Regions from separate parts of the Homo sapiens genome. Here region 2 is linked to region 1. Evidence: chromatin contacts called from ENCODE Hi-C or POLR2A ChIA-PET data. All regions are on one chromosome and are shown on one strand. The core of a region is the stretch at or near the end of the contact, and the rest is flanking DNA. Distances in the headings are between cores, read along the strand shown.

The links. A loop is a pair of places that touch in the nucleus more often than their neighbours do. ChIA-PET counts read pairs that join two places held with the same protein, here RNA polymerase II (POLR2A). Pooled maps may share reads with other maps.
Region 2: a pooled map shows a loop between it and region 1 (3-fold over the local background). The contact joins two enhancer-like sites. A Hi-C loop is called at or near these places in 1 of 37 single-sample maps with no recorded cell type and 6 of 50 pooled maps. POLR2A ChIA-PET finds 5 or more read pairs at or near these places in 2 of 52 experiments (Panc1 and naive thymus-derived CD4-positive, alpha-beta T cell).

Annotation. Positions count from the first base shown.
Region 1 is chr22:44,447,521-44,450,859 of GRCh38, reverse strand. No RefSeq gene overlaps it. Among named protein-coding and RNA genes, the nearest start is that of LINC01656, 5.9 kb to the right of the region's middle. RefSeq lists enhancers at 1,206-1,345, 814-2,013, 2,193-2,856. Within about 2 kb of position 1,344, at least 6 of the 41 ENCODE cell types and tissues checked have a DNase peak (open chromatin) inside an H3K27ac peak, as active enhancers do.
Region 2 is chr22:44,683,427-44,686,946 of GRCh38, reverse strand. It overlaps a transcript of PRR5 not described here. Among named protein-coding and RNA genes, the nearest start is that of PRR5, 17 kb to the left of the region's middle. RefSeq lists enhancers at 620-1,120, 1,001-1,320, 2,297-2,836. Within about 2 kb of position 2,011, at least 9 of the 41 ENCODE cell types and tissues checked have a DNase peak (open chromatin) inside an H3K27ac peak, as active enhancers do.

The DNA.
Region 1 (3,339 bases), core at 95-2,594:
CTCCTTTTGATTCAGTGATTGGCTTGGCGGCGACTTTCCAGAATGGAATTCCTTATAAGGGGCCTTCCCAGATTGGAATTGCACGGCGATCTCGAAGCTTGCAGACATGGAGCGGTTGCCACCAGGGCATGGCTCCTGTCATCCCGCAGCCTGGGAAAGGCCACATAGAGGCTGTCTCTTTGGCCTGGTGGCAACTGTGACTCACCGTCACCATCCCGACCCCACCCTCAGAGCAGGTGGCCTTCCCTCCAGGACTTGGGAGGGGCCGCTGGACAGGATGGCATGGACAGTCCCAGCTAAGGCTGCTCAGACTGGACTCTGAGACCCTGCACACTGATCAACCTGTGGGTGAGCCTGGTGGATCCTGTCCCATCTAGTCTGTCGCTGGCTGAGCCGAGGCTTCACATGTGCCATGCCATGCCCTTCCTGAGCTTCAGTTTCCTGATGTGCGATGTGTGCAGGGGATGAAACAGACCAGGCAGTCCCCCTGGGACCTCATAGCTCTTGGTGACCATTCCACTCATGCTGGTGGCGGCCGGTTCCACGGTCCGGATGCTACCCCCAGTTTATGGGCTCTTTCCTGGTCTTTTTTGCTCTGTCTGCTGCCCTGGCTGGTGCATTCTGACTCTGTAGATGGCCGGGCTGAGGGTGACACCAGGCCCCAGTGTGCTGAGGCTATGAACACCCAGCCTTGCTTGCGTCCTGGGTTTGGGATGTAAAGGATTCCCAGTCTGCTAAAGCCACACCCTCCACAGCCACCCCAAAGCCGAGCCTTTGCTTTCAGGATTCCTGTAATCCTCATGCAGCATGGGCAGCCCTGGCACCTGTGCCCGCATGCTCAGGGAGGAGGGATGGCCCCACAGCACCGGGGGTTCTTCCAGATTCAACAATGGACGGACCCCACACAATGCCCTAAAAGGCAGGGTTATTGGTGGCAAGGACCTGACATTTCCTGGGCGCCTTCTCCAAGCCAGGCTCTGGGCCAGGCACTGGGCAGGGATGTGGGCCCATCCAGCCCTGCCTTGAGCACGGCCTGGTCCCTCAGGGGAGACAGACATGCAGAGAAAGAGCCTCCAGCGTGGGGGGGCTACATGCACCCATGTAGCAGATCTGTTCTGCAGGCGACCCTGGGGTTTCAAAGGAAGCATGGTTGATTCGGATCATGCTCCAGGAACCCTGAAAGGAGGGAGCATTTAATAGACAAAGATGCCGAAGCTCAGAGAATGAATCAGCAGTTCAGAGAATGAGTCAGGAATTTCCAAACTAAGCCAGTTTCACAGACACCCCAGGCCTGGGCAGCACGCACAGCAGGCATGTGATTTCCCCTTTTCCGGGTCTGCAGGTTGACTGTGGTTCCGCTGATCCCAACTGGCTTTGCCCGGGTGACTCAACCTCGGCCTGTGTGCGGTCGACAGGGACGGGTCTGGGTCAGCTCCTGGCCCAGGCTGCTCCAGCCGATCTCGGGGCCGATCACCGGAGTGCAAACCTCAAGGGCACTCTTAAGGCCTTTGGTCACATGGCATTCACTTGATTCCATTGGCCAAAGTAAGTGACTTACCAGGATGGACAGGGTGCGGAGTGCCCTCTAACCACGCGGGAAGGAGGTCCTGTACTTCATCACCCAGTGGTGGAGCAGGAATTTGAACCCAAGCCTGACTCAGAAGGCCTTGGCACCATCGGCCTCTCATCTGAGGTCATGTGCAAGGGCCCTGGCTCGGGGATCCATGGATGACTGCCCTTCTGCCCACCGTCTCTCAGAGGCATTGCTGACAGGTCAGGGGGCGGGTAGACTGGAGCAACAGAAAGCACGGGGCTGACCCTCAAACACAGTCGGTACTACGGGTCCCTGCGAGGCTCTGGCCTGACTTTGTATGGAGGCTGTCCCACGCCCCTGTGTGGCTTGGGTTCCTGACCTCTTTGAACCTCATTCTACACTTCTGTAGCGTGGGGATCACAGTCCTACTTAGGTTATTGGGCTGTGCTGAGAATTAAGTAGGATAACACGTGGCAGCCTTTTTGAAACAGCTTTTGCCATCCTGCAGGGCTTCATAACTCCCCAGCTGGGTCCAGCCTTGACATTTACATAGAACTGTCTTATCCATAAAATTGCACCTGGTTCCCACAACAGCCCTCTGGGGAGGTATTCCTTTCTCCATTATGCAAATAATGAGATTTCGGCTCAGAGAGTATGAATCATTAGCCAAAGACGTGGCTCTGGCAGCAACAGCCCCCAGGCCTGTCTTACCCCGAGAGGGGATGCCCCATCTCCACCCCAGCCAACAGAGCGGAGGGCACATGCGTGCAGAGGAGGGGCAACAGTGTCCTCTTCTTCAAGGAGTCCAGCTCAGTCTGCAGGGCCACACATCCACACGACTTGGACGCCCTCCATGTCCTGGGGAACGTGTGAGTCAGAATGCCTGGGAGACGAGAATGCAGGCCAGGGCTCCCTGGGAGTCCGGACGGCAGGGCTGTCTGCATGGGCGGTGAAGTACGGTGCCTGCAACCACTTTGTTCATTCATTTTTTTCATTCATTCAGATGTCCACGGAGCATGGCCCCTGTGCCTGGTCCAAAGCCAGGGTCTCAGGAGTTATATCAGACAGGGACCCTGTACCCGGCCAGCTATCGGAACCTTAGCACAAATGAGACCTCAGAGCACAGCGTCCTCACAAGTAGTCATCAGTCTCAACTCACCTTCCCACCAGTGATGGGGGGGCTCACTCCCTTGCAAACCAGCCCCTCCCAGGACTAGACACCTCTGCTGTGAAAACATTCTTTTCTTTTTCCTCCCCTCCCCTCCCCTCCCCTCCCCTCCCCTCCCCTTCCCTTCCCTTCCCTCTTTTTTTTCTTTTCTTTTTTTAAAAAAGTGTGGCTGGCCACGGTGGCTCATGCCTGTAATCCCAGCACTTTGGGAGGCCGAGGTGGGCAGATCACGAGGTCAGGAGATCGAGACCATCCTGGCTAACACAGTGAAACCCCGTCTCTACTAAAAATACAAAAACTTTAGCCAGGTGTGGTGGCGGGCACCTGTAGTCCCAGCTACTGGGGAGGCTGAGGCAGGAGAATGGCGTGAACCCGGGAGGTGGAGCTTGCAGTGAGCCGAGATTGCGCCACTGCACTCCAGCCTGGGCGACAGAGCGAGACTCCATCTCAAAAACAAAAAAAAGTTTCATTGTGTTTGTTTTACTGTTACAAACAGTGCTCCCAGAAACATCTGGGATGTGTCTCCTGGTGTACATGGGCAGGAGATTCTCTAAAAAATGTTGAAGGGGCCGGGCGCGGAGGCTCACGCCTGTAATCCCAGCACTTTGGGAGGCTGAGGCGGGTGGATCACAAGGTC
Region 2 (3,520 bases), core at 762-3,261, 240 kb before region 1:
TTAAAGATGTAAAAGAAGGAATCAAATATCGTATTTGCCGGGTGTGGTAGTTCATGCCTGTAATCCCAGCATTTTGGGAGGTCGAGGTGGGCAGATCATGAGATCAGGAGTTCAAGACCTGCCTGGCCAGCATGGCAAAACCCAGTCTCTATTAAAAATACAAAAATTACTTTGGGAGGCCAAGGCAGGCGGATCATGAAGTCAGGAGTTCAAGACCAGCCTGACCAACATTGTGAAACCCCATCTCTACTAAAAATACAAAAATTAGCTGGGCGTGGTGGTGTACACCTGTAATCCCAGCTACTCAGGAGGCTGAGGCAGGAGAATCGCTTGAAGCTGGGAGGTGGAGGTTGCAGTGAGTGAGCCAAGATCGAGCCACTGCACTCTAGCCTGGGCGACAGAGCGAGACTCCATCTCAAAACAAAACAAACAAATAAAAAAAATTAGCCAGGCGTGGTGGCACATACCTGTAATCCCAGCTACTCGGGAGGCTGAGGCAGGAGAAGCTTTTGATCCCGGGAGGCACACGTTGCAGTGAGCCGAGTTAATGCCACTGCACCCCAGCCTGGGCGACAGAGCGAGTCCCTGTCTCAAAAAAATCAACAACAACAACAACAACAAAAACACAAGAATAGAACAAGATGTTGTGAAAGCCAGGTGCCCAATAGGGGAACTTCTTTTTCTTTTCTTTTTGTTTTGAGACAGTCTCACTCTGTCGCCCAGGCTGGAGTGCAGTGGTGCGATCTCAGCTCACTGCAACCTCTCTCTCCTGGGTTCAAGGATTCTTGTGCCTCAGCCTCCAAGTAGCTGAGATTACAGGTGTGTGTTACCACACCTGGCTAATGTTTGTACTTTTAGTAGAAACGGGGTTTCACCATGTTGGCCAGCCTGCTCTCACTCCTGACCTCAGGGGATTTGCCTGCCTTGGCCTCCCAGAGTGCTGGGATTACAGACGTGAGCCACCATGCCGGGCCCCAATAGGGGAACTTCTGATGTGTGGCATCATCACGGTGCTCCCCCAGGGAGAAAGGATGGTACCACGGAAGCCAGGGCCCTGGGCACAGGGCCTGCAAGTGGAACCATCTTTCTGGGCACTATCTGGGTTAGAAGGGGACAAAGTTAGGCGGAAGGGGCATCACGTATCTCGGCTTTGATTCCAGCCCCACCCTTGGTGCTTGGGATTCTGTGTAGAAGTTCTGAGCAACTCCAGCATGTGCCTGGGCATGTCTGAGAGGGTGTCAGGCACCACAGCCCACGCCTGGCAGAGTCACGGTGGCTGTGAGTGTGCCTTTCACTGGGGAGAGCTTGTGGCTTTCACTGGGGAGAGGGGTGTGGCTTTCACTGGGGAGAGGGTGTGGCTTTCACTGGGGAGAGGGGTGTGGCTTTCACTGGCGAGAGGGGTGTGGCTTTCACTGGCTTCTCTGAAAGCGCAAGGCTCCCACCTTAAGGAGAAACTGAGGGATAAGCATGGCCCTTCTCTATGGAGCATCCACAGATTTGGGGTGGAGGAGGGAAAACATTTTTCTGATTAAATACACATGGCTCTATTCCAGACAGAGGAGAAATCGTTTTTTGTTTGTTTGTTTTGAGATGGGGTCTTGCTCTGTCCATTCTAGTCTCCACTGTCCATTTTACAGATGGTGAGACTGAGGCCTTGCACAGGAGTGGGATATGTAGGGTCACCAGCAGAGCAGGACTGTCCCAGTGCATGGGGTAAAGGACACATGCTCACTCACGGAGGCCCTACTGGGTGCTGGCACTGCGTACCCATCTACCCTCCGACCTGGGGCAGACCTACAGGCCAGAATTTCCACCCACATTTTTCAGAAGAGGAACCAGAGGCTCCGAGGGAAAGCTGACTTGCCCGGGTTGTAGGGTGAGTGAGTGGAAGGGCTGAAATCAGAGCCCAGCTGTGACTCTGGAGCTACACGCTTCCCACGGTCAGTAACCCCAGCGGCCACCAGGAGCGCCTACTTCGTGCCGGGCCCTGAGTCCCGGGCTGCCACTTCCCTTCCCCTGAGAGCCACAAGAGGGCAGTAAAGGGAGGCTCCAGAATCCCCAGGAGGGAGGACGCCTGAGCCTCCAGAGATGACATTTCACCAGGGCCTGGAAGGATGACCTCACCCAGCACGGCCAAGTGGAGCACAGACCAGAGCGACAGGAAGGGGCTGCTCCCCTACTGTGGACGCTGACATCAGCCCGGCCCTGTGCTCTGCACCCACACCCGCTGTCTGCCCCTAACCTCACAACAGTGCCCTGGGCAGAGAGCTGGGGGCGGGTGCAAGCTGGGCAACACCAGGCAGCACAGGCAGTTGGACCGCGGGTAGGAGGTGACCCTCAGGCATCCTGACCCTGGTCCCCAGTGCTCTTTGCCCCTTCCCCATCATCCCCAGGACATTTTCTTTTGAGTCTCGCTCTGTTGCCCAGGCTGGAGTACAATGGCGCGATCTCGGCTCACTGCAACCTCCACCTCCCAGGTTCAAGTGATTTTCCTGCTTCAGCCTCCTGAGTAGCTGGAACTACTCAGCTGCCGCCACCACGCCCAGCTAATTTTTGTATTTTTTTTGGTAGAGACAGGGTTTCACCATGTTGGCCAGGCTGGTCTTGAACTCCTGACCTCAGGTGATCCACCTACCTCGGCCTCCCAAAGTGCCGGGATTACAGGTATAAGCCACCGCGCCTGGCCATCACCAGCACATTTTCTACCACTCTCGAGGCTGGATCAGACTGGCTTCCAGCTCCTGGCCTCACTGGGCTCACAGCTCAGGCTCTGTGGGCACTGGGGTGGGGGCTGGGGTGGCCACAGGTGGCTTGTTTAACTGAAAAGCCCCAGGCCCCTCCTCAGCCCACCCCTCTGGCCCGGGCCCTCCTGGACCCTCAATCAATTCTGGAAGTCCTGGTTTCGACACCCCCACCCAGTCCGGGGGACACACCCTACCTGTCGCTGCAGTCAAAGCCAATGAAACCAACCCCTGCGAGGGGCCCAGCCCCTGTTCCTGGGCTAGGGCTTCTGACAAAGGATTGGGCTGGCCCCTCTTCAGCCATCCATGAACCCTATCAAGGATGACAGGGGTGGACACAGTTGTTCATCCGTGGAAGCTGCTTCCATTCCCCGGGTGGCTCGCGAGTAGGCTTCTCATCTTACTGATGGGGAGACTGAGGCTTAGGATGTAGCTAATGAGCCATGGGGAGGAGAGAGGGGGTGACTCTGCAGCCAGGGCTTGGGACCCCAGAGGGACTGGATCTGAGGCCAATCAGAGGACCTGATTCAGAGGTCCCCAAGGGTCTATGAGTTGCCCTTTGTTGGGGCCTAAGGCAGGGTGGCCTGGGAGGGTGGACACAGTCTCCTGGCTGGCTCCCCCCAGCCCCTGCCCTCCTTCGGGGTGCTGGGCGTGGGAGGAAGGCTTTGCCCAGCCACCTGGCCCTGGCCCCAAGGGGGCTCCTCATTCAGATCTTCTCGGCAGTTTCTGGTTTTGAGTAACCTAGGTCTGGGCCCTCTGTCTTGTGGTTCTGGGTGTGG